4 separate regions of the Mus musculus genome follow, and regions 2, 3 and 4 are each linked to region 1. A link is a loop called in an ENCODE intact Hi-C map of the cell type or tissue named here. Cell type or tissue: left cerebral cortex. All regions are shown on one strand. Region 1 overlaps Tent4a (terminal nucleotidyltransferase 4A). Region 2 overlaps Nsun2 (NOL1/NOP2/Sun domain family member 2). Region 3 overlaps Ice1 (interactor of little elongation complex ELL subunit 1). Region 4 holds the start of Srd5a1 (steroid 5 alpha-reductase 1).

Region 1 (8,000 bases):
AGGAGTAATGCAGGCACACTGAAATAGAACCTGAAGACATGGGACACTCAAGTAGATGACACACTGTCAGGACGTTTCCACGAAAACCCCACCTCCCCATTTATGGGATCCGTTAGCCACTTGAAGACAGCTCACTAGAATTGTCTATTTTCCTTTCAAAAGATTTTTAAAGAAATTAGTCTCACCCTAGAACGAACAGTTTAAAAATAATCATTAAATTTGAGGACAGTAGGGGGAAGAAAATATCCATGGGAGGAGATACGGAGACAAAGTATAGAGCAGAAACTGAAAGAAAGGCCATCCAGAGACTGTCCCACCTGGGGATCTATCCCAAATACAGACAACAAACCCAGACACTATTGTGGATGCCAACAAGTGTTTGCTGACTGGAGCCTGATATAGCTGTCTCCTGAGAGGCTCTGCCAGAACCTGACAAATACAGAAGTGAATGCTCACAGCCAACCACTGCACAGAGTCCCCAATGGAGAAGCTAGAGAATGGACTGAAGGAGCTGAAGAGGTTTGCAGCCCCATAGAAGGAATAATAATATCAACCAACCAGAACCCCCCAGAGCTCCCAGGGACTAAACCACCAACCAGCTAGTACACATGGAGGGACCCATGGCTCCAGCCACATATGTAGCAGAGGATGGCCTTGTAGGACATCAATGAGAGGAGAGGCCTCTTGGTCTTGTGAAGGCTCGAAGGCCCAGTATAGGGGAATAACAGGACAGGGAAGTGGGAGTGGGTGGGTTGGTGAGCAGGGGGAAGTGGGGATGAGGATAGGGGGTTTTCGGAGGGGAAACCAGGAAAGGGGATAACATTTGAAATGTAAATAAAGAAAATATTTAATAAAAACATTATTTAAAAAAATGAGGATAGTAAATAAATAAGGAATAGGAGCAGAATAATAAGCGACTGAATACAAATGAAAGCACAAGCTGGGATCTGAGAGTCATGTGGACAAGGCTCCCCTAGCACAGAACACCAACGTGGCCAGCTCAGGAGACCATGGCTGCAGCGCAGCGCACAGTTCCACGAAAGAAGAACAAAGCCAAGGCGTTTGCAGCCTCCCGTCGTCCTGTTGTCACAGCCTGCCCTGATCCCATCATGCACTTAGCCTATCACCCAAGACAGGCTCAACAGGCATATGCAGAGTTGAAGAGCAAGCACCAGGAAGGACTATAACTAAATAAGAATGTGCAGCAGTTATCAGATTGGCAAGGACTTAAAGACCAAGTGTTACCACGGTGGGTGAGATAAGCACCCTTACACGTGCCAATGGAGTGGGGCTTGGAGTCCTAGCTCAGCCACCACATACTGCAAGAGCAACATTTGCAGTGACATAGGAAAGCCAGGAGAATCACCTGCAGGAGTCCCCATTCTTCACTTCCTGGCCCATGCTTCCTTCCTGAAGTGAATGTTTCCTGTGAGGATTCCCTGATTAGCCTTTCCTAGTTATGATATTTCCAGAATGTAAACATTTTAAAGTGCAGTAAACTCGTTAGAAACCTGAAAGTGTTCCCACTGAGTTCTGCTGGTAGAGATAAGCCAGCACTGTGCTTCCAGCCAGAGGGGCAAGCTCACCAGGCAGTAAGGGGTCCTCAATGCACAGCATCGATGGTCGGTACCCACTGGTCATGGCTTTCATGATCTCTTCTTTGGCGATATAGGCACCTCCTTCTTTTATTCTAATACCAGTTTTTAAGTAATTAAAATTTCTTCCATAAAGTTCAAAAAATTCTACAAGAAGCATTCCCAGGTTTTCATCAGCTCTCCGGGCATCGATTCTTGGATGTAACTGTAAAAGCAAGAGAGCCACCAGCATATGAATTCAAGCTACACTCCAACAACACTCACCTAGCAGCTCTCCAGGAACCCACTGAGGGGTCCCCACTCGATAGCACCTGAGAAAACACAAGACAATGGACAGCCTCTGTTGGTGGGAGGCTTGAAAGAAAGAACACATCTCAACATCCATTCAGACCACGACATCCAAGCACACACATCTAGTTACCCTCATGCTGCAATGGTAAGTTTTCCACATTGTCATCTGGATGGTGGCTGCATGGTTCACATCAATGTCATCATCCTGACATGCTACCAGGAGGGAGCAGGATGAGACTGAACAGTATCACAATCATTGGACCAGGATGTGAGTGGACAGAGCTAACTCTGCCTGGGAACTCACTTCCAGCTTTCACACATCACTGTCAGGCTATTTCACCTGCACACTTTGTTCTAGCAAGCCACAGCCTCTCTGTGACGCTTGCCCACGGTCCCTGATAACTAACTCCCAGGTGCCAGCAACTTTATAGACCTGAGCTGCCCACTACAGAATGAGTGTGGGCATGCCAGTTACTCTCAGCATCCAAGAGTAGCGTGTGGCTCATCGCTTCCATGGTCACACAGAGAACTTGTCCTTTGCACAATTCTAGATGGTGACGGTCAAGCCTCCCTAGTGTCCAAGTCCTGGTAGCACAGGGCTGAAGCATGAATGTGGCCTTCCAGGAATAATCCCTCATAATGTCAGAGTTCTTCCCTCCTCTACATAACAGGGCAGTCCTCTTGCCAAGCCTTTATGTCCTTGCTTTTGAGCCAAATCAAATACTCAAGGCAGCCCAGTACAGGGCCTGGCCTTCTTCCCTCAGGCAGCAGCAGTGAGATAAGCAGAATGCTACACCAGGTCCAGCCTCAGGTGGGTGGTCTCCAACACAGGCACAGAAGGAGGGCTATCCCATCTATATAGCTCTGTGAGGTCTGACAGCCAGAAGGATCCTAGTAACAGCACACCAGGAAGCCTTGGGAAACCCCACTCAAGGTAACGTCACCTGTCCTGACAAGATATCCAAACACATTACCTCAAATCAGGGGTACTCAAGATATAAACAGAGGCCATGTCGCTAACAGTAATGTCACCCACTGTGATGGCTCAGCACTGTAAGCCTCTCCGCTGTCACACCTGGGGACTAATGCTTCAGGGGCAACACGTCTGCATCAAAGCTCACCACAGTCCGAGCTACAGTCTGACTTGCAGGCTAGCAGTGTCATTGGGAATAACAAACCCTCAGCAAGCACTCACAAAGGAGAACCAGTGATATACGTGGGGAAAGAGACTTGGGCAGCCATGGGGACATACGTACACTCTCAGTGATATACGTGGGGACATGTATACACTCTCAGTGATATACATGGGGACATACATACACTCTCAGTGATATACATGGGGACATACACTCTCAGTGATATACATGGGGACATACATACACTCTCAGTGATATACATGGGGACATACATACACTCTCAGTGATATACATGGGGACATACATACACTCTCAGTGATATACATGGGGACATACATACACTCTCAGTGATATACATGGGGACATACACTCAGGTGACTAACACACACAGGCAAATGTTTTCTCAAGCCAATAGAAATGCAATAAAACTTTAACACAGGTGCTATTTTGTATATGAGTTAGCAGGTGTAAGAGCTCACATCTATAATCTCAGTGCTCAGGAGCCTAAGACAGAAGACTTGCTACTAGTTCAAGGCCAGCCTGGGCTACAAAGTGAATTCCAGGTCAGTATGTAAGAGGTTCTGGCTCAACATCACCAACCAACCAACCAGCAAGGAGAGGAGCGCCTTGCTTGGGAGGCCAGCTGCTGACAGGGCAGCTCCTAGTGCTCTACTCGCAAAGCAGAGATGACACCGAATTTAAGACCAATAATCACAGAGGGCTTGCCAGGCAGAGTGGCTCACATGTGCAGTCTCAGTGCCAGGGAAACTGAGTCAAGAGGACTGCCATGGGTCCAAAGCCAGGCTGGGCTGCACATGAGTTCTAGGTCATCCAGGACTAGAGTGACTTTATCTCAAAAACACAAAAGGAAATGTCTCCATCTCATCCCCATGTTGGTAACTACCCTTTACTCTCAGGGTATTTGGGAGTAATTTACAGATAAGCGCCAGTGGAAAAGGCTTTTTATGATTTATATAGGAATAAACCAATTCTTGCTCTCCTGCTCCAAACTGACAATCCACAGTTCTCAGTATAGTAAAAGTTGGAGCTTCCTGAAGCACAGGCAGGCATCACCCAGGGTCTGAAACCTACACCCACAGAATCAACCTACAGGACGGGGGCTGACCAAGAAAGCATTGTGAGGAGAAGCAGAAAAGGGCGCCTCCTCAGCCCAGTGAGGGTGAGGAGAGCACAGTGCGGAGGCCGCTCACCTGCAGAAAGCTGATGGCCATTAGGATGAGGCTGTAGGAGCTGATCCCGCCTGTGAAGACCTCATTCAGGTCCCTCTGCAGCAGGAACTGTTTCAGCACTAAAATCAAGTATGGCAGTAGCGAGTACTTCTGAAACCCAAGAAGAGGCATACAGGTCAGCTGATATTTTTTTTGTTATTGTTTTAATTATGCCTGCATGTACACCTGCAGGCCAGAAGAGGGCACTAGATCTCATTATAGATAGCTATAAGCTACTGGGCGGTTGCTGGGAATTGAATTGAAAAAACTCTTAAAACCTCTGAGCTCTCTCTCCAGCCCCGTAGCTGATGTACTTTTGAAGGGACTCTAGACAAGCTTCCTGGGAGAAAAAGAACTCCTCACCCATTCTCCTGCTCCCTCCCCCCAAAAACTCTTGACTCCAATTTTAGGCTTAAGGATTCACACTAGCTGAGGGTACTGCCCCCACACCCCCAGGCCCAAGCCATGACCCCATCAGTGGGACACAAGAATCCCAGCACTCAGTAAGCAGGTGGCTCAGCCCTGAACAGAACTAGGGAAAGCAGGGACAGAGAGCGAGGGAAGTGGGCAAATGCTCCTGCAGATCAATGACAGACAAGGGGAACTGACAGAGGAAAGAGACCACAGGCTTGGCTGTGTGGCCTGAGTGCCAACACTCAAAGCTCCAGAAAGCAGCAGCTCAGGCACCAGCCACTCTCACATTCACAAGCACTGAGGCCTCTAAACTAAGCCAACCTAGACGGAGTCTGGCAAGTGAGAAAGTAGGTTGGGAGAGTAGCACAAAGCCGGGAGCAGGAGCGAGGCTGTGCACTAACACAGAACATTTCCCCAGAGTGCTCTAAAAGAAGCAGTCACTCAAAGCCAATCAGAAAGCAACTACACACTTCCTGAGTGCCCCCACAGACCCCATGACAGAACCTGGAAATTGCACTGTCTGTATTGCTACCCATGACCCATCCTAAGGTTTTTAACATTCATGAGAAAAATGAGTAACAAGGTCTCACACCTCTGTCCTACTGGGCACCTGAGACAACAGTACCTTCATGTAATTCTTGATGAACTCTGCCGCCCGCACGCCAGTCTCCATGTTAAAGCTGATGTCGACTTTAACTTCAGTCTCCTGATCTGTGAGCTTTATGATGGGCACCTATGAGGATGTAGTTGACAAACTGCTGTGACATCTACATCTCCAGACAGTCACTCACCGTTCTCTCTTCACAAAAGGGAATTGGTGGTCAAGGATGTCAGTTTTAAAGAGAAGGGCTCTGTCAGGAGTTAAAATCAGTGGTCATGAAGCTCCACACAACGTCCATGACCTGTCTTCTCCTAGCAGGACTCCCACTCTACCATCTCCTACAGGCCAACTCTGAAGTGGGACAGCAAGAGGGGAATGGGAGCCTGAGAGAGGACTCAGGTGAGAGGCCTGACCTGCACATGCACCCTACAAAGTCACACTACACACCCAAGGGTGAGAGCACCACAGCTGCTCTGTTAGACCAGACACTGAGAAATACACAGCAGCACAAAGCCCTTGCACTTCAAGATCCAGATCCATGGTTATCATCACAGGACGAGCAGGAGGGAGAGGAAGAGAAGAAGAGAAGAGAAGAGAAGAGAAGAGAAGAGAAGAGAAGAGAAGAGAAGAGAAGAGAAGAGAAGAGAAGAGAAGAGAAGAGAAGAGAAGAGAAGAGAAGAGAAGAGAAGAGAAGAGAAGAGAAGAGAAGAGAAGAGAAGAGAAGAGAAGAGAAGAGAAGAGAAGAGAAGAGAAGAGAAGAGAAGAGAAGAGAAGAGAAGAGAAGAGAAGAGCGCACACACACACACACACACACACACACACACACACACACACACACACACACACACACACACACACACACCAGCCAGGATGGGATGCCTTCAAGTAATTGAGGTATATATTTTTCAACATGCTGGAGCAGGGAGTCTGGGAGGACTAAGCAGTTATACCCAACAATCCTCAAATGCTCTGTCTGGATCTTGAAAAGTTCAACAACTCAGGAACCTCAGGCCACCCATAAGCTCTCCTACATCTGAATACCACCACCAACAGCAAGTCCCCATTGCCTCCACATTGTCAAAGGGCCTCACTTCACTAACTGTGCAAGACTGAGTGGTCAGAGTGCCTAAGACAGCTGGATTTCTCCCTGGATGAAGAATTAAAGACAAAAAGAACAACCATGGCACAGATGGGGCCACAGCAGGACCCCAGACCACAGCAGGACCTTCCCTGGATCACAGCAGGACCTTCCCTGGATCACAACAGGACCCTGGACCACAGCAGGACCCTGGTCATAGCAAGGTGTCACCTCTGCCCACTGTGTTTAAAGGAGCTCAAAGCCTTTCCCTTGCTATTCATTGTGGGTGTTTCCTCATGTGCCTGCCGGTGAGTTGGAGGACTGACTGAGTACAACATGGCCTTCTGCATCTTACCCAAGGTTCATGACTAAGCAGAGTTCCGGTGAATAAAATAAAAGGCAGTATGGTAGCCAGGCCTGGAGGGACAACCACTGGGAAGGGACAGTCTAGACACTTTGTGAAGATCCAATCCACAGTGGGCATGCTTCCATCTAAACACTCACCCACCCCAGGCAAAAGTACCAACAAAGCTTGCAGCCACTGGATTGAAACTCACACTTTCCCCAAAAACCCTACAGACGAGGTAACACACCAACTCAAAACTGAAACACCAGTCCATGGCAGCAGAGCTGGTGTCTGGTGCATACCAGGGCCACAGACTGAGATCATAAGCTGTCTAACATAAACCATTTCAATGAATCGTCCCAGGAACTTCTTAGAAGCAATCTTATCTTTCAGTTTCCCCTGAGACAGTGCCTTTCCTAAGAAGACACAGGGCTGAGCAACAAAGGGAACTCCAGGTTTTCCTCCTTCAGCGTAAGTTAGTGTGCGGTCTTACACACACACACACACACACACACACACACACACACACACACACACACCACTGCCACACAGATCTCTAAGCTGCAAACCAGGACAACAGCAGGTGGAGTGCTAGTTCCTCCGTAGTGATCCTCTGCCTTGCTTTACTCTACAGACACAGACAGACACAAGTCTTTTAAGGCCAAGAGTGAAAATCTAAGATCTCACAATGAGAACAAATCCACTTATCACCAAACAGGTTCTCAGCTGGTAAATCATGAAGATGGTCACTGGTATGGTTATACCACAAGAGGACAATCAAAATATAACCAGTAACCACTGTAAGAAAACCAGAGGACACTGACCCCATGTGGGGACTTCAGGTGAAGGTATCTGTCCCCCAATACTCACTGTAGCTTTGTCAAGAACTTTGATGGAGCACGGCTCAGCCACGTTGTGCTTCCGGAGGGCTTGTTCCAACAACTGTAATGGAGGGCGTTCCCACTTTCCAAAGACAACCAGGTCTATGTCACTGGACAGAAGAGAAACTGTGTCAGTCACAACAAACCTCACCAGGTGGCCTCCCATGGGAAGGCCAGCACCACAGCATGTTGCCTCTTATCAACAAGGTCCCCTAAGTACCTAAGCCATGAGCCCTGAATGCAGCTCTTGAGTCATCTAAGTATATAAAGCCAGAGTGAAAAGGGCCTCAGAGTCCCAGGAACCAACAGGTGACAGGATAAACTGTTTTCAGCAGTCTATTCTATCGTCACTGGCTCTTGCTTCAAGGTCTGGAGATCCCTGAAGACTTTTAATCTACTTGGCTTCCAGAGCCTTTGCCCATGTCAGTT
Region 2 (8,000 bases), 120 kb after region 1:
GCTTGGGTATGACCTAAGTAGGGCTCACTTGTTAAATATCTTCTTTTCAGTGGCGATGGCACAATGAGAAAAAACATTGATGTCTGGAAGAAATGGACAACCTTAAACAGCTTGCAGCTCCATGGGTAAGTGAATTGCTTAGACTGAGACAGGCAGACTTCAAGATGCATGGCTCCCTGGTAGACCATCTACCGGTGTGCCTCGGATGACACAGTTAATAGTTGCCTCATGAAAGTTTGCCCACTACAAGTTATGTTAGAGCAGTGGTTCTCAGCCTGTGGGTTATGGTGCTTTTAGGATTCATGTTTCCATGATGTTTGCAGCATGATTCATAACTGTAAAAGTATTACACTTACTAAGTAACAACAAAATAATTTTATGAGCCGGGTGTGGTGGCGCATGCCTTTAATCCCAGCACTCGGGAAGCAGAGGCAGGCAGATTTCTGAGTTCGAGGCCAGCCTTGTCTACAAAGTGAGTTCCAGGACAGCCGGGGCTATACAGAGAAACCCTGTTTCGAAAAAAAAAATTATAGTTGGGGTTCACTAAAACATGAGGAACTATATTAAAGGGTTGCAGCATTAGGACGGTTGAAAACAATTGCCTTAAAAGTCTTATTTAAGTAAGTGTAGTAACTTCGAACTGGCCTGGTGACACATTCTTTTGGTCCTAGCACTTAGGCAGAGGCAGGCAGATCTCTTGAGTTCAAGGCCAGCCTGGTCTACAGAGTGAGTTCAAGGACAGCCAGGGCTGTTACACAGAGAATCTCTGTCTTGACAAAGCAAATAAATAAGAAAATAAGTAAGGCATAGTAACAGCTACTTTTTATGCTGTCATGATGCACATTTATCTGCCTTCTATGCCCATTTCACCGTGGACTTCTCATGGTAGCGTCTGTCATGGTTTGTGTGAGGCAGTATTGGTGTGTGGTGTACTTATTCTTCCTGTTGTTTATGTTTTGCTTGAGCGTGTATATGTGCACACTTGTGTGTGCCTGGTGCCTATGGAGGTCAGAAAACTGCAGTTTTGGATGTTTACGAGCCACCATGTGGGTGGTGGGAGCCAACCCAGGTCCTCAGTACATGCTCGTAACTGCTAAGTCATCTTTCCAGACCCTCCCTCCCTTCACAGCGTTCTCTTTGGCTCTTTCTATAGAGCTTTAGTGTTCATTTTTTCTTTTAACATGAAAAGCACAAGCTCTTCAGTGAGTGGGCTAGTATACTAGTATAAACTGACTACAAATAATTTAGCAAGTACTTTGTTTATTAAATACTACTAGTTTTATAAAATGGAGGAAAGGTTTTATATTTTTCACAGGAAAACTACATAATTCAATAAATTTGGAGATTTTTTTAGTAGAGAAATTCTCCAAATACATTATAGTTTTTTTGTTAAACTGTTGGGAAACAGAACAGAACAGAATAAAAAATAGATGTTGGAACAAACATACAGCTTATATAAGGTTACATTAAATTCACTTGCAACCCTGAGAGGTGTTTGCTTTGTTTTTATTATAAAAGTGCCATGAAAATCATGTTTGTAACGGAGTAAGTAGGTGTTCTGTGGCCTCTGGTCTGGGGCTGATGTGTTAACCTGAGATCTACCTTTAGCCTGCAGCTTCGGATTGCAACTCGAGGTGCTGAGCAGCTGGCGGAAGGTGGCAGGATGGTGTATTCCACGTGTTCCTTGAACCCCGTGGAGGATGAAGCAGTGATCGCAGCTCTGCTAGAGAAGAGTGAAGGTGAGCATGTGTGCAGCCAGTTCTTAAGAGTGCACAGTGAGCAGGCAGCTGCGGGAGGGAGGGCGGGGGTTCACCATTTGCATGCATGTTTAACCCAATGCCTGTAACTCTTTAAAGTGAGATGTACTTTAAAAAAAAAAGGGCTTCTGAGATGTGATTGACTTAGTCTGTGAATTACTTGGAACCTGAAAGCTTAGGGACAAAGCTGTGCTCATTTTTCTCTAATAACAAAATGACTATTTGTAACTATGCCAGACCCTTATACATTGATTGTGTAAGAGTTTAATGGGGTAGAATAATCCCCCCCCCCCCCCCCCCCAGCATCTTGCCTGTGAGTGTTCAGCGCAGGATGCTTGGCTAATTGATGCTGTGAAGCTTTCACTATGGTCCTCAGTTCCTCATCCTGCGAGACTGACCTTGAAGCTCTGTGTCTCCTGCTGCCACCATTCAGCTTTTGTCTCTGGAATTGTGACTCTAGGTCACTCTAGGTTACTGCCTTGTTTGCAGCAGTGCAAGTTTCTGTCAGGGTTTTATTCCATGTGTAAGCTGAGCGTTACCCAGCTGTCTGTACAGTTCCTCAGTGGGTGGGCACTTGTGACCTCCTGTGAACCTGGGGCTGTGAATGTGAACGTGGTGTTAAGGTTTCTTGGCCTGCTTTCCACGCTTTGGGATGTGCATCTGGAAGGGGAGTCTTCCTGTGTTAAGGATTTACCAGGCTGATCTTTGCAGTGATGTCAGTCGGTTCCAGTTTCACAAGGTCCCAGTTTCAACATGTTCTTGGCTGACCTGTACTTGTTAGTACCCGTCCCACTGCTGTAAAGTCTTAGACACTGAGTTACACTGAGACATCAGACAGGCAGCATTTTCTAACAGTATAGCATTTTCACAATGCTTTTAAAGTGCTTCACTTTCAGCCTTTTGCTGAAGAGTTAGCTTTCCACCATTAACTTAACCTGTATTGGAGGTTTTAAAAAGTTGTCAGTAGGTGTTTTCCATGTTTTGATAACACAGTCCACCAGAGTGCCATCCTCACAAGCATGATGGAAGTTAAATATAATATGGAAAGTTCACTCACATTTCCTGTGGCTCAGCACCCACCACCTGCCATGGGTGCATTAGGTGTGCCTCAGCCCTGGCTGGCCTGGGCTGTGCAGTCAGCCCTCAGCTGGGTCCTTTGGGTTGACATTTGATATGCTATATTCGATTCTTACACTTTAGCTTTAATAAAGATGAGATTTTGGAACAATTATTTTGCACGAGGAGAAGGAAATTATCATGATGTCATAGCCACAGGCACTCTCTGCCAAGTGATAAGAATTGAACTTGACCAGATTTATGCCTGTGTTAGCTGACATTCAGGGATGGGAGGATTCTGATAGCTGGAAGGATGGCGTAGTCCCACAGCTCTGAAAAGCAGGCAGTGTACTTAGCATTGGCAGCCAGTTCCTATCACTGAAGCCAACTAGAGGACTTGTGCTGTCAATATCAGGGAGAGGGAGGCAGAGGGGCTGAGTTAAGCCCAGCTTGAGGCTCACAGGAGTCCCTTTTTCAAAAGCCTAGCTTGAGGAAGAAGTTCAGTGACAGTCCTTGACTGCCCTGAACAGTAGCTGGGGTCGACCCTTAGCAGAGCCCTCTGAAGGTAGTTGGAGTTGTAGGAGTTGAGGGAGTCTCTCTCTCTCTCTCTCTCTCTCTCTCCCTCTCTCTCTCTCTCTCTCTCTCTCGTGGTGCTTTTTATTGATATAAAACATGGCTCAGGTTTCTTGGTGAGCAGTTCCCTTGACTAGAATAGTGTTAATGCCGGTAAACTCACCTGAAACACAGGCTTAATGGTGACAGGAGCTATCCTTCTGTATCAGGCCTGGCATTTAGTCTTAGTCACAAGCTTTAAACAGAAAATGGAGCAACAAAAAGTGCATAGAGTACTTAGGTGCGGGGAAATCAGGGACTACCAGATGCTCAGAGCTGACACGCTGCAATTGAGAACTGGAGGAAAGATGGCTCACAGCCATGGAAGCTGAAGAAGGGGTGAGCTCCTTCCTGACTTGGGAAGAGTTTTGCTCCTTGATGCAGCCAGTGGCCCAGTGCTGGAAAGAACTGGTGTCTACACTTCGTGCTTGCTTTGAAGGAGGGAGAATCTTTTATTTATTTATTTATCTATTTATTTGTGGTTTTTTCGAGACAGGGTTTCTCTGTGTAGCCTTGGCTGTCCTGGAACTCACTCTGTAGACCAGGCTGGCTTCTAACTCAGAAATCCGACTGCCTCTGCCTCCCAAGTGCCGTGATTAAAGGCGTGCACCACCGCGCCCGGCCAGGAGGGAGATTGTTAAGAGCAGAGCAGAGCGTCTATGGACGGCTCCCTAGCAAGGGTGCCTTTGGGGCCTTTTGACTTGCTTACAGCTACTTGCTTTCCCTTCACCTCTCCAAGGGGCTTGGATGGTTTCCTCAAGTCTGTTTTGGTAGCTGGTCAATGCTAACTGGTGACTCCACTGTACAGCTTCCTACCATGTCACTGTTGTAGACCACCGGACTAGAACATGTTCACAGCTGCCCTGGAAATCTTTTATAATTGAACATAATTTCTGGGGTGTTTGTTAGACCAAAAGGTATGAAGACACAGTTCACCTAATCAATGTGTGTGTAGAGCGTACCTGGCTCTGAATCCCAGCTGTGGGGCAGTAACTCTGGAACCAGCAGTAACCGTAGTTAATGCTTACAGCTTCAGTGTAAACATATTATCTGTGTATTTTAGCAGCTTTATTGAGTTTTAACTTGCGTGTTGAGAATGTAATTAAATGACTTTTCGTAAACTCACTTAGCTGAGTCTGTCACAGTCCAGTTTGAGGCCATTTTTGTACCTCAAGCAGGTTCTTTGTACCTACTGGCTTTCACTCTCTGTCCACTTTAAGCTGCTTTTTGTCTATGAACTTACCTTCTCTGGACATTCTTAGGAGTGGAGCCGTGTGCAGGGCAGTGGTGGCGCACGTCTTTAACCCCAGCACTTAGGAGGCAGAGTCAGGTGGATTTCTGAGTTTGAGTACAGCCAGGGCTACACAGAGAAACCCTGTCTTGAAAGAGTGGAGCCGCAACGTGTGTACTTTGATGTATGCACTTTTGGGGTTTCTTTGAATGTGGACAATATATAAGCCTTTGGGGTTCTTGTTTTTTTTGTTTTGTATGTTCCTAGGAGCTCTTGAGCTTGCTGATGTGTCTGCTGAGTTGCCAGGACTGAAGTGGATGCCTGGAGTCTCACAGTGGAAGGTAATCTTGTGATGGGGACTTTATTTCTAAGGACTAGGAACACCTTGAAAGAGCCACAAACATTGGGAAACATTTGTGTTTCGGCATTGTGAATCAGTGTGTCACATGGTTGTTCAGTATAGATTCCACTTGCAGATTCTATTTAAAGACAAATGCTATAATTGCATGTGGTTGCTTTTCTGCTTTTGTTCCCCATATGGAACCTGGCTTTGCTCTCACACACATAAATATGACCTTGATACCTTTTATTTATTTTTTTTAATGTGTGTGGTTTGCAGTTCAACTTTGGTTTATAAATAGAAATAGTTTCCCCTTGACTTCCCCACACAAAATCGTCTGAGATTTGTTTTAAAAACAAAATGAAAACCGAGTCCGTGGGAGTGATGGCATTGCTCCTGGACTTGGGGTGGATGTGTATCCGCCGCCTTGCCCTGAGCACCGGTGTGCTCCTCACTGAGGTGCTGCTGCTCCTCCCTTTGGACAGGTCATGACTAGAGACGGGCAGTGGTTTGCAGACTGGCATGAGGTTCCCCAGGGCAGGCATACACAAATCCGACCTACCATGTTCCCACCAACGGACCTGGAGAAGCTACAGGCAATGCATCTAGAGCGATGGTAAGTTTGTGAGCTGTGGAGTCGATAGGGTTGCTGTCCTTTGTTGTGAGTACCAGTGTTTACAAATATTGGTATTGTGTCCAATTTCAGAGTTAGTACTTTGGAAACTGCCATGTGCCGTCCGTCCTTTCTTCATTTATGTGTGGTAACTGTACAGCACTCTTGCTTCATTTTGATAGCTCCATAAATGCCTGTAGTGTGCCTTGATGATCACGTGCATCTCCCCATCCCTGTGTCACCCTGTGTCATCCCTCCTTACCTTCCCCTCTGACAACTTTGCAGTGAGGATATGCCGTTCTTCTGGGAGTAGCACTGAGTGCAGTAAGGGCAGAACAGACCTCAGCAGACTCAGTTTTGGATCATTTGCGTGACTTTGCATTTGTACTGTTGTAGCCTTCGAATCCTGCCCCATCATCAGAATACTGGAGGGTTCTTTGTGGCAGTATTGGTCAAGAAAGCACCAATGCCGTGGAACAAACGTCAGCCCAAGGTAAGTGTTAACAGAAGACAAGACCTGTAAGAGTTAATTCATTTCAAATGCAGAGCCAAGTGAAGGTTTTGAGAGCTGAGGGTGTTACGAAGCTCTTGAGCTTAAAGAAAGGGGGCTTCATTTGAATTTCAGATTTTACAAAACATAGGCATTCCTCAAAAAGAGACAGTGAGAAAGGATGTATTTGGGGCCATGTTCCCTCTCTGTCTATCCCCAGCTACTTAGCAGCAGTTGAAAGGACATGAGGTTGATGGTGGCAGGACTCTGGACTCTGAGCCTGGAGTCCTCTGACATTTCCTGCCCTGCACCATGAGGTTCCTTCTGCCCACTCTGAGTCCTGCTCTGGAGTAAGACACCCCTCCTATCTGTGAGCCATCCCTATCTCCATGCCACAAGCTGTTAGAGCCAAATCCAAGTCACAGCCTCAAGAGACATCTCAAAAAGGCCACTGTCTACAGTACCCACTGCCTCTGAAAAGACAGCACAGCTATGTCTGGCTTTCACTGTGAGCGGTGTCCACCTCTGCATGACTAACTAGTAAGATACTACCTCATAGGAGTGTGTCTCCAGCAGGCCATGTTATTCACTCACGCACAGGCCCGGCCAGATACCTGAAACTGGTCAGAGTGAGAGAGGCATGCTAACATGGAACCCAGCAAATGACACAAAATACTTTAAAAAGCAAAACAGTAAAATGGAAGAGAGACTAAAGCCCTGTTAAAACAGCCTGAAGCCAGAAGGCACCTCAAGTGTATGTCATTCTACGGCATACTTATAACAGCCTCAGAACAGTTGCCACCAGCTCAGCCACCAGCTGTAGGTACAGAGCACAGGAAGTGCCACTGTTACACTCTAAGATACATCACACCCAGAGCACGCTCTGCTGGGGCTGGAGGCAGAGCACGTTCTTAGCATACGCAAGGACTCTAGTTTCAACATCCACCCCAAATAACTTAATGCTTGCCGCTGTTAAAACACATTGTAAGAGAACACAAGGTACCCTGATATTAAACTTCCAGTGACCACTTAGAAAAGAAACAGTATTTCAAACACACTGCCATAAGTAAAACGTATTAGTAAAGTTAATTTTACCTTTTTTTTAAAGTACACTACTAGAAAATGTACACTGCCATATGGCTGGCATCCTACCTCTATCAGAAGACTGCAGCTCTAAGCTTTACTCCCAAGGAGTTTGGACTCCAGAGTTAGGTCTCAACTAGATCAGCTAGAAGCTGGACTGATAGTCACCCTGAGCCTCCAGTGGCCAGGGGAGGATGAGGTCCTTGAGAGAACAGTTCTTTTCTGATTTTTTAAAGCTGAGCAGCCTTAGACTTAATCCAAGATGACCTTGAAATGCACAATTCCTGGCCACATTTTATAACCACAGAAGGGTTTGTGTGGTAGGCAAAGTGTGCTAGAATATGACTTGCTTCTGCTCTGAGCCAGTTAGTTGTATATCATGATTGCCTCAGTTCCTGAGGCCCTGGGTGTGTGTGTGCTCCTCCTAATTACACCCTGGAACAGTTCCCATAGCCGTCTTTTGTTAAGATGTCTATCAGTTATGGGCCTGAGCCTAACTCTGTAGGACTCATGTGCCTTACTCAGAGTGGACACAGGGTTACCAAGAGCAGGCAGGCTCTACAAGCCCCTGGGATGTTCTTTGTGAAGCTATTGGAGAGTCAGCTCTGAATTGAACAATGCCTGCAGATTCCATTTAAAGAGCAAATTTCAAAGGCAATGTTTTTTAAAAAGAATGTTTATCTTTCAATGCTTTAAAAAAAATAAAAGTGGTTGACAGGAACATAGTAGTCTTAATTTCTTTACAGTGGTGCGAAGTGTGTTGCTTTTGTGTGAAAATGAATTTGTTCCCTTCAACAGGTCCAGAATAAATCTGCAGA
Region 3 (8,000 bases), 1.1 Mb after region 1:
CAGCACAATGCCTTCTGCATTGTTCTTTATGCTCAAGACTGCTTTCCTATTTGGAGGTTTCTGTGGCTCTGAACAGAGAGTTCAGACTAGAGGTTGTACAATTGTATAGAATGTCCTGTTTGTTCTAGATTGCAACGGATTTCAGAGATTTTTACAGTAGTGATTTTTGGACCCTGTGAACACAGGGTAGCCTTTCTATCTGTATGCATCAAAAACTTCTTTTTGGGGTGTTTAGATTTTTCATTTCTTTTGTTGACCTTATTGCCTTTGGTGGTGTTGTCCTGATTTGCTTCAGATATCCCATGGTCGGCAAAGGCAGTATTACTGAACTTTGAATGCTATTTTCTTTGTTTTGAGATTTGTGCATTCTTTAGTCCTAACACTTCTTTTTTTTTTGTAGATCTCTGTTTACAGTCACATTATGTGCAGTGACAGTGACCTTCCTCTTTTCCAATCTTACTGCTATTTTCTTCTTTCACCAGTCTGATCCCCCTGGTCTAGGACTTCTAGAATGGCAGTGAATGGCGGTATCATTTTCTTGCTCCCATTTGAGAAAGAAAATGGCCAGTCTTTCCTAATTCAATTTAACATCAATTGCTGGTAATGGTAACCGTGCTTTGTTGACACTGATACGTTCTTCAGCACCCAGCTGGTTCAGTTTCATCTGCAGGGATGTGTGTCTTGAACCTACCCAGAGATCTTCACGGGCTTCATCCTCTACAGAAGTGGTAGGCTGGCCTGTGAGTCCCAGCAGGAACTGGGGAAGGGCTGGGGCTGGCACAGTAGAGAGGCTGGTAGCAGGAGGAACCCAGGGGTGTATCTCGCCGAGCCTGCTGAAGATCTAACCTCCTCCATGAAGCAGAGTCCTTCATAAATGCTGCACCCATGCCACCCATATGGAATTCTCTGGCCTTTGACTTTGTCTTCAGCTGCACGCAGAAATTACTTACCAGTGGTAAACACACTGATGACAAAGGAGGGGTGGTCAAAGAACATTAAGAAGGTAATGCCTTGGTATAAAAATAGCATCTGTTAATACTTTGTTTAGAAAGGCAGGAAAGGGGTGTCCAGGGTTCATAGTCATTCACGAGGAAGTGTCGGACAGGGCGCAGAAATGGCTTAAAGTTAGTTCCTTCCTTACTCTAGAAATTCAGCTTCTAGAACTGCCTCATTAAAGCCTTTGTCTCATCTCTGCTGCAAGGTACCCGTAAGTGCTAGTCACACTTTAACTGCTTCCTATAGGAGCATGTCAGAACATGTGAGAAGCTCTTTTCCTCTGAACGGCTCCATCAGGCCAGAGTGCCACACCTGCCCACAGCCAGTAATACGCCTGGACATCTGGGGTTTTGCCCTCAAGTGTTTTATTTTGTGATTATTTTTAACCATCACCAGAGAGAATTTGACTGAACTGTTAAAAATTATTTGAACCTGTTACCTTGTCACCCACCTGACCCCCATGTACCTTAGACATAATGGGCCCAAGAAGCCAAACTAGTAGCTTAGGAGTAGGAAAGTGCTTTCCTGATGAGCAGCCACCTAGTCACCTGGCTCTGCTTACAAGATGGTCTGCAGCACCCTCTGGTGGCCACAATTCAAATCCATCCTCCTTCCACAGTGGCATTTGATGAGCTGCACAGCCCCATCTTTTATAATGAGGAAAAAACCACAAATGACCACCTTCACTGATGTGACAGCTCCAAGGATATATTGCACCATGACCCTGGAGGTCTTCGGAGGGCCAGCAGGTACGTCCAGTCCATTTGTCTCCACACAGTTTCACTTTTCAGTCAGGATGATAAAAGCCTCCATCTATACTCTGCTGGGTACCAGGATTCATCAGCCTAAAGCTACTTGGCCTGCAGAGAGTCATACAGCACCATGGGTGACTTCTGTCCATGTGGATGGATGGATGGATGGATGGATGGATGGATGGATGGATGGATGGAGTCTGTGCTGGAACTGGTACTACTGGACTGGAGAAGCCACTGTCTGTGGAAACATCTAGATGCCCAACTCCTGGACACTCAAGACACAGGAAGCGAGGCCTCTCCCTTCCCACTTATTTGCCACCTCGACAGGCCACCACTCACCAACAGATGCTTCAATGCTTTACCTAGCAATGGGGACCTTGTGCTTTCTTCCACTCTGTCCCACCTTCCATTCAGGAGGGCCGAGGCGAAGCTCTCTCTAGATGAGGAGACAGATGGGAGGGGAAGGAAGAGGAGGGAAAGAGTGAGGAAGGAAAAATCGGAGGATATGAATACGAATGAGCAAGTCAGCGCTTGCTTCCATCAGCTACTGATCCCCAAATCTCTGCCCTGATCTCTAATTTTGCTTATTGGGGGGGGGGGGGGGGAGCTCAAGGCCACCAACAGTTGAATATCTTGCACCCCCTCTTCCTCCTGTACCTGTTGAGGACCTATGTCAATCTGCCTTTCTGGGCGTGCCCAGAGCATCCTTTACCCTTCAGCAGCCCCACACCTCTGGAGGCTAGGGCTAAACAGTGAGACCTGCAGCCCAGCCTTAAGTGCCCTGCAGGCTGCTGTGGAAGAGGATCCCATGGACAGTCACTTGCATTTGGGCCCCACACCTTCTCACCCTCAGCAGGACTACCTTCACTTTCCAGGAGGAATGCGACTACTCCCTCTTCTTGTTAGATGCTCTTCTGGGTCCTTCCAACTTTACCTCCTCAGAGGACCTAGATCTCATGCTGACGTCTGTGCCCCTTCTCTGTGATTACAGACCCATCACTGCCAGGTCCAGTGGGTGATGACTTAAGAGACTTACCCATTGAGAATATGGCTCTCTCTTAACAGGCTCGTTGAGCACTAGCTCAGAGCATAGGCAGAAGGAGGCACTAAAGAAGAACTTCCAAAGGGGCAACCCACTCACTCATGTTTGTGAAAGCTACTTAAGACACAGATGCAAGTCACCAGAACCATTGTCAGGTGTGACTTTATAGACAGCAATTATAACTGAATAGCGAAGTCTACACAGAACCATTTGACACTCCACAGTCTGGGACACATCTTCATCCGCACTACAGATGGGACATCAAGCACCACATAAAACAATCACAACAGTGTGTATGGCTTGCTTTTATTTTTTATTATAAAAACACATACAAGAGTTTTAAGAAATGATGAATATAAGACAAATCAGAATCACAGTGAGTTATTAAACCCATTTCTATATACAAATAAAAAAATTCCGAAAGTGGAATATCATCCAATGTGAGACACATCATAGATAGCACTGTCTGTATGCACACACCCCACAGAGCTGTCCCTATGCACACAGCCCACAGGGCTCTGATGCTCCCTCAGACTGGCCATCTCTACACAGCCAAATGGGAGTCTTGCTCTGTCAGTTAATCCTGATAGTAATTTATGGTTCAGGACATTTACAAATGGGAAGAAACACACTCACATACACTTCCACCAAGTTTGTCCTACTATGGTACTACGGTAGCTGCGCACTATGCTGTGGTTAAACCTCTGGAGCCATTTCCAGCTACAACAGTGAGAGACTTGCTTAGTTCTTGTTTTAAAAGACAATTTGCTTTTGCCTAGCCATTTACTTGAGCATAAACTCTAAAAATGACTCAGGTACCAAACCATGTTTTTGTATGTTTAAGATCATTATAAAAAATGCCACTCAACCTTTAAAAGCCACTAAAAAGGACACTTTTGCAGCCAAAGAAATAAAAAGGGCTAAGTTCAAGTTTTTGTTGTTTGACCAAGATACAATAATACAATCTATATGTCTGTGACCATACAGTCATAACTGAAATGCATGTGGTATAGGGGGAAATGCAGCTGCCTGCCTCTGTCCTCATCAGACCACGAGGCGCGCTCCTGTCATCTGCATCATGCCGTTCTCTGCTGAAAGAAGGCAAGAGCTTTACAGTAGAGCTGGCTAAAGCCCTTCTCTCTGCAGTGATCGTGACCTTCCGGTAAGCCTCCTGTCTCAGGGAGCTGACAGCCAGCTCTCAGGGTGCAGAGTCTCCTTTGCTTGTACAGCCAGCCGAGCCATCAGCACTCAGAGAGCCAACCTCTTCCAAACAGTGGACAATGGCGGATGGAATAGCGTTGGAAGTTTGTGTTCGCCAAGCTTCTAGAATCTTGGATATCTCTGCTGGATTGCTAGGACTCAAGTCACAAAGGGCATACACAGCTGCAAGCTGTACACCCCATGGGATATCTGAAAAGGATTTTCAAATCAGTTATAATACATCGACAAAGAAAGCATCTGGTAGCATCTCCGCGTATGACCTAAAGAAAACTACTCAGACATGGACTATTTGCGGCCACTAATGAGAAAGTCACATTACAAAGAAAAATGTCTCACAACAAAAATGTTCATTCAAGACCTGTCTACAAATGAAAACTAAGAGCTCCCTGTCCCTCTGGGCACTGGCTGTTACCAGTTACATGGGGTTACTCCTCTAACCCCATGAAGCTGGAAAAACACGAGGAACCTCTAACAACACCAACTAACACAAAACGCTCAGCCTCCAGCACAGACATGAAAATCATAATAACTTTAGTCTATTTTTACTAAGTAGTCCATTTATACAAAAGCCTACCCTTGTGTCAACTGACACCAGATGAGACTATGATTCTGAGCCAGTGTGACTCCAGACAAGAATAACTTCAGCCAGTGTGACTCCAGGCCAATTTGAGCCTAGGCCAGTGTGGCTCCACGCCAGTGTGACTCAAGATCAGTGTGGCTTTGGGTTAGTGTGACTCTAGGCCGGCATGGATCTAGGCCAGTGACTCTAGGCCAGTGTGACTTCAGGCTAATATAGCTCCAAATCAGTATAACTGCAGGTTAGTTTGGCTCCAGATCAGTTTGACTCTAGGCCAGTGTGGCACTAGGCCAGTGAGACTCGAGACCAGTGTGGCTGTAGATCAGCGTGACTCGAGACCAGTGTGGCTGTAGATCAGCGTGACTCCAGATCAGTTTAATTCCAGGTCAGTTTGGCTCCAGACCAGTGTAACTCCAGGCCAGTGTGACTCCAGGCCAGTGTAGATCTAGGCAAGTGTGGCTCTAGGCCAGGATGGCTAGAGGCCAGTGTGATTCTAGCTTAGCATTTCTCTAGACCAGTGTGGCTTAGCGTTTCTAAGCCAGTGTGGCCCCAGGGCAGCATGACTCTAAACCCAGTATAACTCCAGACCAGCATGGCTCCTGGGCAGTGTGATTCTAGGCCACTGTGGCTCTAGACCAGTGTGGCTCTAGGCCAGTTTGACTCTAGACCAGTGTGGCTCTAGGCCAGTGTGACTCCAGACCAGCATGGCTCCAGGCCATTATGACAGATGTAGTTTAACCAGAGTGCCATTATCATTATGTTGGCAAAAGTTTACTTTTTAAAATCTAATTTATTAATTTATAACTTAGTTAATGTAATTCACTGAATTCTAAATGTTTCAGGAGCTAAAGTTCATTATTAGCCATGTATCTCCATCTTCTATGAGCAAGGCAGGGATAAACAAGGCAAATTAGAATTTCAGGCTGTGTCCCTCATGCAAATGCATATCCACATATCACAGATTGGATTAATCTCTAACCATGACATTCATTTATGACCCATATATGCCTTACATGCATAGCAAAGGTAATCCAATATAACAAACTAATACGTTCATGCTATTTAGCAGATTCATGATAGGAATTTTATAGCTCTGGTATTTTGTCAGTGTTTAAAAATTTTAGATTTTCATTTTCTGCCAAGGGCAGCTCTGGAAGGTTCCCCTCCTCAAATAGGAAGCAAAGGCCAGAGAAATCCATGTGTCTACATGTTAGTTCTAATTGAGAATTTAGAAGAATTTCTTCCCTGATACCGAAGAATCAAGAAAAGCATACATATGGCTCTTTTCAGAGTCAGGACTCAACGAGACATGAACGAGGCATTGACAGCCTTAAGCAGGTTTCCAGACTGCAGCACTCAGGCCGCAGCAACAGGGGTGACAGGCACTGCAGGCTCCTTACTGTTCCCTCTGGCATTTAGTGTATGAAATGAGGACAGTGCCTTTCCACCTCCAGGGAGCTAGGAGGCATGTACTAATATACACGGCTTTTAGGTTACACCCATGACAGCAACACAGTCCAGGCCGCACATGTTAGTGAGACACCTTACAAGCTATGACCCTGACTACCTTTTATATCAAGTAGTATCCAAATTGTCATCAAGAGCACTTTCCTATGGAAGCAATGAACACTGCCTTAGCAGCAGGACAGTGTCTAGAGAAACTGCTTACAGCTGCTACTCATGTGCCTGGCACGCACATCAGACCTGCCACCCAGAACTGAAGACAAAGACCTGTGGCTAGGAGTAGCCCAGTGCCACCGGGTGTCTAAGCTGTCAATTTGTATATCTAGTACAAAGCTGTTTACATTATTCATTCACTGCTCAATATTCAAAAGAGACACCAGACTCATCATTCGAAGGGTTACTCTGAGTTAAGCTTTACCCACAAAAATAAGACATTAAATTATATGCCATGAAATCCATAATGGTTAACACAAGGGCCCACTCTGCTACAGGACACTCCCCTTTGGCTGCTGTGCAGGTTTTCTCTGAGGATACAGCCCAGGAGGCAGCCTCATGGGCAGTTTTTCAGTTGTGGATTCCTCCTCTCAGATGACTGCAGTCTGTGTCAAGTTGACACAGAACTAGCTAGCACACTATCTACCCAAGAAGGCAGCAGGTATTTTGTGCTCATACATGCATGGGTGAGAGGTGGTAAGCCATTCTCAGGATGCTTCCTGAATGACAAGGCACCAGTCCTGGAGCAGAGTTCCCTTTTTTGAGGAAGAACTGCTCGTCAGAGCAACTGACCCTTGAAGATACAACACACCACAAAAGGTCAAAAGCACATGAATTTAAGTTGGAAGGACTGGCTCATGTCCTCAGGACATGAAGGGAGAACAGTTCAAGGGTAATGAAAGCCACAGTCTTACCTTCATCCTGAGCATGTTGTATGAACATACCAATAACCGAGCTGATATTCTTCACAGCAGTTGGAAACCCCTCCTTCAAACCCAACTGGCCTAATCGACCTGAAGTAACAAAACACAGCAAAGCAGAGTTCAATAAATGTTGGCTAATATTTCCTGGAAACTGTAATTCATGTCTTATTTTGTTAATTTTTTTCCATTTCCCACCATACATGGTATAGTTTAAGCCTGAAGACCTGTAGTGCAGTGTGGGCTACCACTCAGTGAGACAGCTGAGGCCACAGGGCTCATAGCACAAATCGATGCACCCTGCCACTCAGAGTGCTGCTCACCACCTCGTACCCATGCGAAAGCACAAACACCTGCTGCCTTCTTACAATGTCAATTGATATAGGCTAAAGTCACTAAGAAGAAGGAATTGCAATTGAGAAAATGCATCCATAAGATCAGGCTATAGGCAAGCCCATAAGGCATTTTCTTAATTAATGATTGCTGTGGGAGGGCCTAGTTCATTGTGGGCGGTGCCATCCACGGATTGGTGGTCCTGGGTTCTCTGAGAAAGCAGGCTGAGCAAGCCAGTAAGCGGCACTCCTGCAGAGCCTCCACATCAGTTCCTACCTCCAGGTTCTTGTCCTGACTTCCTTTGATGATGATCTGTGATGGAAATCATGAGCAAATAAATCCTTTCCTGCCCAAGTCGCTTTGGTCACAGTGTTTCTTCACTAACTAAACGATGAGACCCTAACTAAGACAGACAGGAATGCAGAAATGGAACTTAAGTAGTAGTCACCACAGGCAAATATAACACAGGCAAATTTACCAGGTTAACAGAGAAAGCCTGTGGCCTTACCAACAGACTATGGTGACAGAGCACAGGGCTGACTGCACACTCTGAGGGAGGGTCACAGTACAAAGGCAGCACCAGATGAACCGCAGCGTCTTTTCACGGGGTGAAGGAGGCGCTTCTGCCTGGCTAGCGCTAATGCCTGACGGACAAGGCACAGCTCTCTCAGTTCCCATCCATCCTGGACTGTGGTGCA
Region 4 (8,000 bases), 100 kb after region 1:
CTTTCTACTGCCTTTGGGTCGACTCTCACCTCCTTCTCCAGCATCATGTCTGCCTGCATCCTGCCATGACCACAATGAACTAGAACCCTGAAAATGTAAGCCAGCCTCAACTAAATGGTTTCCTTTATCAGAGTTGCCCTGTTCCAGGTATGTCTTCACAGCAATGGAAACCCTAACTAAGATAGATTAATGAAGATTAATGAACTGTGCAGCCAGGCATGGTGGCACAGGCCTTTAATCCCAGCACTCAGGAGGACATAGAGGCAGGTGGATCTCTTGAGTTCAAGGCCTGGACTACAGAGTAAGTTCCAGGACTGCAGGGCTACCCAGAGAAATCCCGTCTCAGAAAACCAAAATTAAATAAGTAAATGTATACATAGATAAATAAAGTGAATTTTCCTTGTAAGTTGAAAAAATGTTTTTTTCAGGGTCTCTGGGTTCAAGTTCAGAGTGCTGAGATTAAAGGAATAAGTATATCATCACACCCATATAGGTTAGAAAATGTAAAGTTATACTAAATTATATAATACTCCAATAGAGTCTGAGTGAGATGGACTTATTTCTCTCCATTTTCACACTTACTTTCATCCTCTTTCTCCTCTCCTGGGGATCAAATTCAATTCTTTATGCATGGAGGGCACCCAGAATTTAGTAATTTCCAAGTTAAGTGAAATTTCTGAAATACCAATAGCTAAATGTAAATTTAGGTCCTCCGGGCTTATTAAATTCCATGCAAAGAACTATTTATTGTGTAGCAATATGCAGGGCCTCCCTAAAACACTTCACAGTGATCGAACATGCATCTGCAGCAAACACTGGTCTCTGAAAGAATTCAACCTTGGCCACTTTTGTCTTCACCCACTCTGTGTCACTAAGTGTCACATATACAGAGCACAAGAAAAAAAATCAAACTGAAGGGTTTGGGGCTGGGTAGGAAAATGAGAAGAACACAAGATGTGTTCTTTTAGTGCGAAGTGGACTGCTTTTTGTCTATCTCGGAGGGTTTAACAAATAAGATTATTCACAAGCTACGAAGATAAAGAGGGAAATATAAGCAAGGTGGAAAGGGACCGTCAAATAGAAGAGGTAGCCCTGAAGAGGATGATAGTTATAAGGCTGAGTTTTGGGTAAGAAAACTTAAACAGAACAATGGGTTATTTTGGTATGAGAAAGAATTCTGTGAGATAGAATGATTCCCTGTCCCCACTCCCCCAGTTGAATAGCTGGGTTGCTCCAGACTGGGAAGAAAGAAATAAAGTAGAACTAATGATGAATCAGGCTACCAGGGGGCTGAGCAGGTAGCAGGTTTGTGAAGCACGCTAGGAAAACACCCGTGCTGCACATGTTTGGGATACATGTATTCTCACTGCTAGACGTTAGTGCTGGCACTAATGTCACATGTTACGCTTGTATGAAGCTCTGGGGAAACTGAGACCCCAGTCCGTGAATTGAGAGGTCAAGTTTAATGGTTACAACTGGTCTCAGCTCAACCCCACTGGTCCTCTGACTTATCTGATTGCTTATCTCTAAGGCACGGATCCCGGTACAGATCTGAATTTGCCTCTGTGCCTCATTCTGAACTCTGTAACTACTGTATGATAAGCGTCTGCAAACGCATGGATTTGAATAAGACAGTGATGTTTAGTGCCTATGAAACAGTGAAAAGAGCCTCGCAGTGGGCTCATGAAAACTGCTCCTTCTCCTTCTAAGTTTCCCATTTATGTGCCTGAGATAAGGGCGCTTGTGAACACTGATCTCCAGTTACCATCCCTCGTTCATAGGACCAGATCAGGCAGACTTCAGAGGAAGTACTCCATCAAAGACGGAAAAGGTGACAGCTGTTCAAATAAGAATCACTTTCGTCAAGTACTAATGACAGATAAAGCCAATGAGCAGTCAGAGAGGCTTGCACGTATGTGTTCCTGACAAGACTTATCTCTCCCCAGACTCTGCCAGCATCAGAACCTTGAGCGATGGTCACCACAACCTCACACCAAAAATAACTTCTGCAAGGATGTCTGTTTAACCTTAAGACTGTCGACCCTATCCCCACTCCTCGTAACTCTTTAGGCCAAGTTATTAGCTTCAAAATACTGTATGTAATCCATAGGCTGCTTTTGATAATCTTTTTGGCTGTACAATCGAATACGGCACATACGTTCTCATTCCAATAGTCTGTGAGTCCCCTCCCTTCTCTCAGTGCTAGGGACAGAGTGCCTCCCTTCTCAGAGCCTTCACTGCACATCTTAAGGGATTGGTCTGCCACTGTGCTACGTTCTCAGTCCAAAGGGAATCTCCAGAATTTGTAATTTAGACTTACATACCTCTAGCACTTTGCCTTGCAGGACCTGCTTTTATCCATTGCAGACACACACAGACACAAATTCTGGTGTTCTTAAGGAGATACTTCTGTGAACAGGAGTTCAGTGGATATTCAGACAGCAGTAAGGTCCCAGCCTTTCTTAAGAATAAACCAAGCAATTTGATAACAGCTTTATTTCATAGGCCATATCTTTTTTGTACTTGTGTGTGTCTGTGTGTGAGAGAGAGGAAGGAAAAGAGGGGCAGAGGGAGGGAGGGAGGGATGGAGGAAGGGAGGGACGGAGAGAGATGCGCGTATGCCACAGAAGAGATGCATATATGTGGGTCAGAAGACACCTTCGGCTGTCGGTATTTACCTTCTACCTGTTGTTCGCTGCTGTGTATACCACCATCTTACCTAGCTCCTGGGCCCTAGGGGTTCTCTCATCTCTGCATTCATTTCCCTACAGGGTCACTGGTATTGCAGAATCTTGTGTGGGATGCAAACTCAAGTCCTTGGGCTTGAACGGCTATGCACCTGCTGAGCCATCTCCTCAGCTTCTGGAATACTCTATCAACAATTTGGGTTACACAGAACTCAGTCTTCCTTGTATGTTGATTGTGCCCTCATATAAAGGGCCTGCATTAATACTGACAAGAAATCAGTCAAAAATCAACTCCCCAGCCCTGCATGGTGGCGGTGCACATCTTTAATCCCAGCACTCATGAGGCAAAGGCAGGTGGAACTCTGAAAGTTCAAGACCAGTCTGGTCTATAAAGTAAGTTCCAGGACAGCCAAGCTGTTACACAGAGAAACTCGGTCTTGAAAAAACAAACAAAACAAAACAAAACAGCAAAAGATCAATCAACTCATGTACCATAGTGGCCACAGTGGACTTTGGGCAATAGATCTAGAAACTCATTCTTTCTCCTCACTGGATTTAAGAAAGCAGAGGCTATTAACACAACAATGCATTCTCCCAGCCTCTCTGGGAAATGAATACTTTAGGATCAGAGAGGATAAGAGACTTTCCCATGTCCCAAATGTCACAGAACTCAACTTCCTTAGATATAGAGACATCCTTTTTTTTTTTTAATTGTGCACTTTTCAGAATCTAGATGAAAACATTTAAACGTTATTAATAAATGTTGGGTCAGTTAAAGATAAGACCTAGAGACAGTCCAGTCCAGTTTATTAGAAAACCCAAAGACTTGAGGCGGTCACTAAAACATTTTTCACATAACACCTCCTGGGAAAGATTCATACCATCTCACACAGAGAAAGCAAAACATCTCTGAAATTGCTCCAGTCCACATTCGGGGTCCACAGTGGTTCCAGAGTAGGTTGTTAGCAAGCTGAAGCTAGGTCACCTGGCTATGGGACAGGCTACCAGGGATAGATTCCCCAAGGGGGAAACAGTAGAAATGCAGCTTGGATGGCATCGCAGATACTCCTTAGGGCGGAGTCTGCAGATGGGCAGGGAAGAAATCCGGACCACTGTGCCACTATCCCTGACCAGACACGAACTTCCACCGCTTCTGTGCGGTCCTTTCTACCTCCCTTTCTAGACAATCCTTTGTATTTCGGAATTAAGTCTCTGAGCCGCGGGTCCTCGGGAGCAAGCGCAGGAGGGAAGACCATTACCTTTGCACGTAGTGGATCAGAAACATAGCTAGCAGGACGCGGTTAGGCAGGTTGCCCAGTCGGGCGGCTGCAGGACGGATGCACTCGTACAGCGGCCAGGCCATTGAAGGCAGCTCCTGTAGGAACCAGGCAGGTCGCGCGGGCACTCGGCGGCCGGACCACTGCGAGGAGTAGCGGCCGTAGGAAGAGCCCACCATCTGGAGCCCCACGAAGGCCACGAAAGCCAGGAAACCCTCCAGGTAGACTAGCGCATCCAGTAGGCGCAACTCATCCAACTCCATAGCTGAGGTCGAGCAGCGTGCTCCATGCTCGGATGTCCAAGTGGAGCCACATATAAGCTCAGGAGGAGGGCGCAGAGCAGCCCACAAGGGCCAGCGCTCCAGCAGGGTGTACCTGCCCAGGGGAGGGGCGAGCCACCTGCTCGGGCGGAGACAGGAGCACAGGCTAGCACCACCAGAAGATACCCTCCCGCCCGTAATCCAAACGAGAGAACGATTGGGTAAAACCCCGCCCACACAGGGAGCCACGCCTCTTCGGGGGGAGGGCGCCTTAGTCTCGAGCCCCGCTCCTCAGAGCCCCGCCCGATCTTGGAGCGCTACACACATTGGCTGAGAGCTCCTTTGGCTCGCGAAAAGTTCTGCCGGAGCTCCGCCCCCTCAGCGCCACAGCGGAGCACCAGAGCCTCGCATCACCCACAAAGTCCCGCCTACACAGCAAAGACCCCGCCTCTTCGCTCGAAACAGACTCTCGCTCCGCCCCGCCTAACTTGCAACCACGCCCCTCCACAGTCTAACCCGGACAGCGACAGATCGGACAACACTCCATGACTCTCTGCGCACGCGCTACGATCAGGTCGTCCATGCAGGTGCCTGAGTCTCTGTGTAAGACGGGGAGATTCACGCTCAGTGGCGTTTAAGGTTGATTTGAGGAAACACGTTCTCTATAGGAATACCACCCTTTTTTTTGCGTGAGTTCTCGGCGGGAGCATGTTGTGTCTTTCAGGCATATTTTTTGACTGCCTCTGCTAGGACCCAGCCGCGGGGTCCTCGGGATGCAGCCGGAAGTGCAGCGTGCGTGCGGTTTGGTGGGTCGCTGTGTGCGCTCCGCGTGTGCAGCCGCGTGGGCCATGGGGCGGCGGGCGCGGGGCCGGCGGTTCCAGCAGCCGCCGCAGCCTGAGGGCGAGGAAGACGCCAGCGACGGCGGCAGAAAGCGAGGCCAGGCGGTAGGCGCGGGGACGAGAGGGGTGTCTGGTGGGCTCGCGCGTGCGGAGCTTGCTCGTGGGCCGGGTTCGCGGGTGTCGGTCGGAGCTTGCTCACCTGTCGCTTTCCTGGCAGGGCTGGGAAGGTGGCTATCCCGAGATCGTAAAGGAGAACAAGCTCTTCGAGCACTACTATCAGGAACTCAAGATCGTGCCAGAGGGAGAATGGGACCAATTCATGGAGTCACTCCGAGAACCTCTCCCAGCCACACTGAGAATCACTGGGTACAAAAGGTACGTTTGCTGTGTCTTTTCTGAGGTGTGGACTTGGGGGCTGTAGTGCACAGGAACGTCCTCGGTGGGACATTAGAATATGAATAGAAAACGCGACCCGGGAAAGACTTGGGTCCTATGGGGGACCATCAGAGCAGCAGGAATCTTTGCCTCTCTTGCACGTCAAAGTACGTTGTCCGCAAGACTCGTGGCAATTAAAAACTGAAGCTGTGACAAAATGCAGTATTGCTTTTACCTTATTTGTAAGGTGTGTCCAACAGAACAGTGAACTGGAGGGAGTTAGAAAATTGATGGTGTTGCTTTCTTAGATGTTAACAGGGCCTAGGTGTTAAAAAGTCTGCACACCCCGGAGCGCTTATGGAACGTCTTCTCAGAACTGGTTTTACGTTTAAAACACTTGGCAATCTTAAAGCTATTAAATCTTACCAACTCACCTTCTTAGATGACTGTGAAACTTGCTTTTTTTTTTTTTTCCATAGCCATGCCAAAGAGATTCTCCATTGCTTGAAGAACAAGTACTTTAAGGAGTTGGAGGACCTGGAAGTAGATGGACAGAAAGTTGAAGTTCCACAACCACTAAGCTGGTGGGTACAGAATGCTTCCTCGTGCTGGGTGTTTCTTAGGTCCCCAACCCCCTTTAATGCACTTCTCAGCTCTAAAGTCACTGTCGGCTTAAAGAGCTTGGTTGTACTTTCCTTTTTTTTTCTTCTTATAAAGATTTACGTGTTTATTATATATAAGTACACTGTATTCAGACACACCAGAAGGCATTACAGGACTCATTACAGATGGTTGTGAGCCACCATGTGGTTGCTGGGAAGGACCTCTGGGAGGGAGAGAGCAGACAGTACTCTTAACTGCTGAGCCGTGTACCTAGTCCCTGGATGTATTTTTCAAGCATCTGTTTGTCTGTTTTCCGAGACAGGATTTCTGGGTGTTCTGAAACCTGTAGACAAGGTTAGTCTCAAACTCAGATCCACCTGCCTCTGCTGGGTGGATTAAATCCATGTACCAGCATCATCTGCCTTATTAGATTTATGTATGTATGTATACGAGTGCAGGGAGGCTGTCTTCAGGCACATCAGAAGAGGGCACTGGATCCCATTACCATGTGGTTGCTGAGAATTCAACGCAGGACCTCTGGTCTGGAAGAGCAGCCAGTGCTCTTAACCACTGAGACGTCTCCCCAGCCCCCATCATCTGCCTCTTTTCAAGCATCTTAATGTTCTTTCCTGTAGTGCTTTTATTAACATGAGGTTGGGGTACACATGTTCATCAGTGACTCGCAGTTAATTGAGTTAATGAGTTTGGTTAATTGGTCTTGGGTCCAGCTTCCTCCTTGATGTTCCTGAGTTGCTTCTTGAACTTCTTTTTACAATGACCAGTTTTCCACATCCTAGTTTCCGAGTAGAAGGGAAGACAAGCTCTGCTTGCCAGTCTCATCACAGGTTGCTATGGCTTGTGTGCCAGTGTTTCCCAGCGCAGCCTGCCTGTAGGCTCACATTCAGTCAGGCTTCCCCTGTATCCAGCAGCCAGGCACTCCTGCTCCCATGACAGCCCTTTTATTACCTGTGATCCCTGGCTCTGAAGGTGTAGGATTTCATATTTAATACCTGAAATGCTCAGTAACAGCTCAGATGCTCCACACCCTGAGTGAACTTAAGGAAACTTTTAATTATGGTTTCATATTTAAGATTTTTAGGTAAAATTTTCACAAAAGAAAAATATTTTAAGCAGTTTCTATATAAAGGTGAATTTAGTGAGTCTTTTCTGATAACTATGGGTTTTAATTTTTTTTTTAATGATTTTTCATTTTGAGGCAGGGTCTTATTTAATCATGGCTGGTCTGGAAGTTTCTATGTCGAACAGGCTGAACTTCAAACTCAGAGAGACAATCCCCTCTTCTTTTGAGATTGAAGGCCTATGCTACCATGTCTGCATTTTGGCTATTGGTATATTGATGTTGTCTTTTGTTTTTAGGTAATCTTTTGTGTTTTTTTTTAATCATGGAATATCGCTTGCCATTTTTCACTGGCTATTTGGGTTTTCAATATCCTTCCTTACCATGTTAAGCACAGCAGGTCCGTTTAAATGAGTCCTGGATGTCAGACACTAAAATCAGTGTGCAGAAGATTTCTCCAATATCTCACTAGGACTCCAGACTGGTGGCGTCGATGGAATTGCCTCTGGTGAAGCAGGGTTAATATTTCAGTTGTTTTTAATTGTCTGATACATCAAAGAGTGCTGTGTGTAACATCCACAGAAAATTTCTTTTTCATAATTTAGATGGAAATTAACAGAAGTATCTTAGTGCACAACGGTTGAGCAGGGTCTAAGAACTATTTTTCTGTGTCACTTCCAAGTTTCAAGTTTGTCACTTTGAGTCTGTTTTCCAGTCAGCCTGATTTCATTTTCCCATTTGTTACCATGGCTACAGAGATACACAGAACCTCTGTGACTTGTTACAGGAATTCATTGTCCTGTCTCAGGTGTAACAGTCAGTGCCAACACAGAGATTAATTACTGTCCGACCTGCTTAGTTTGATGCTGGGTTGAGTAGGC

Evidence for each region. Hi-C counts contacts between places; a loop is a spot of excess contacts. Peaks named below come from ENCODE experiments on the same cell type or tissue, not always from the same donor. Only the 100,000 strongest peaks of a DNase experiment are listed, where the experiment ranks them.
Region 2: a loop joins it to region 1, with 4 times the contacts of the local background. A loop is called at or near these places in 10 of 42 quality-filtered maps.
Region 3: it touches region 1 in a loop (4-fold over the local background); 2 of 42 quality-filtered maps call a loop at or near these places.
Region 4: it touches region 1 in a loop (5-fold over the local background); 9 of 42 quality-filtered maps call a loop at or near these places.

The regions. Positions count from the first base shown.
Region 1 is chr13:69,505,330-69,513,329 of GRCm38, forward strand. Tent4a (terminal nucleotidyltransferase 4A) reads right to left here. Exons shown (of 13, transcript NM_198600.2): 4 at 7,561-7,681; 5 at 5,291-5,398; 6 at 4,234-4,362; 7 at 1,587-1,800. Among named protein-coding and RNA genes, the nearest start is that of Tent4a, 25 kb to the right of the region's middle. In left cerebral cortex, a CTCF peak has its summit at 4,450 (motif pointing right); DNase peaks (open chromatin) are centred at 4,486 and 4,937.
Region 2 is chr13:69,621,555-69,629,554 of GRCm38, forward strand. It overlaps Nsun2 (NOL1/NOP2/Sun domain family member 2), which reads left to right. Exons shown (of 19, transcript NM_145354.5): 8 at 51-125; 9 at 1,609-1,739; 10 at 4,924-4,997; 11 at 5,482-5,612; 12 at 6,006-6,102; 13 at 7,981-8,000. Among named protein-coding and RNA genes, the nearest start is that of Nsun2, 14 kb to the left of the region's middle. In left cerebral cortex, no CTCF peak of the experiment used is centred here; DNase peaks (open chromatin) are centred at 3,165 and 3,711.
Region 3 is chr13:70,585,610-70,593,609 of GRCm38, forward strand. Ice1 (interactor of little elongation complex ELL subunit 1) reads right to left here. Exons shown (of 19, transcript NM_144837.3): 18 at 6,964-7,062; 19 at 3,080-4,203. The coding sequence ends at 3,992. Among named protein-coding and RNA genes, the nearest start is that of Gm36267, 15 kb to the left of the region's middle. In left cerebral cortex, a CTCF peak has its summit at 1,590 (motif pointing left); DNase peaks (open chromatin) are centred at 1,586, 4,773 and 5,004.
Region 4 is chr13:69,607,021-69,615,020 of GRCm38, forward strand. Srd5a1 (steroid 5 alpha-reductase 1) reads right to left here and starts at 4,443. Exons shown (of 5, transcript NM_175283.3): 1 at 3,947-4,443. The coding sequence starts at 4,227. Nsun2 (NOL1/NOP2/Sun domain family member 2) reads left to right here and starts at 4,996. Exons shown (of 19, transcript NM_145354.5): 1 at 4,996-5,168; 2 at 5,281-5,438; 3 at 5,918-6,022. The coding sequence starts at 5,073. In left cerebral cortex, a CTCF peak has its summit at 3,713; DNase peaks (open chromatin) are centred at 4,027 and 4,617; H3K4me3 peaks cover 2,318 bases; H3K27ac peaks cover 1,136 bases.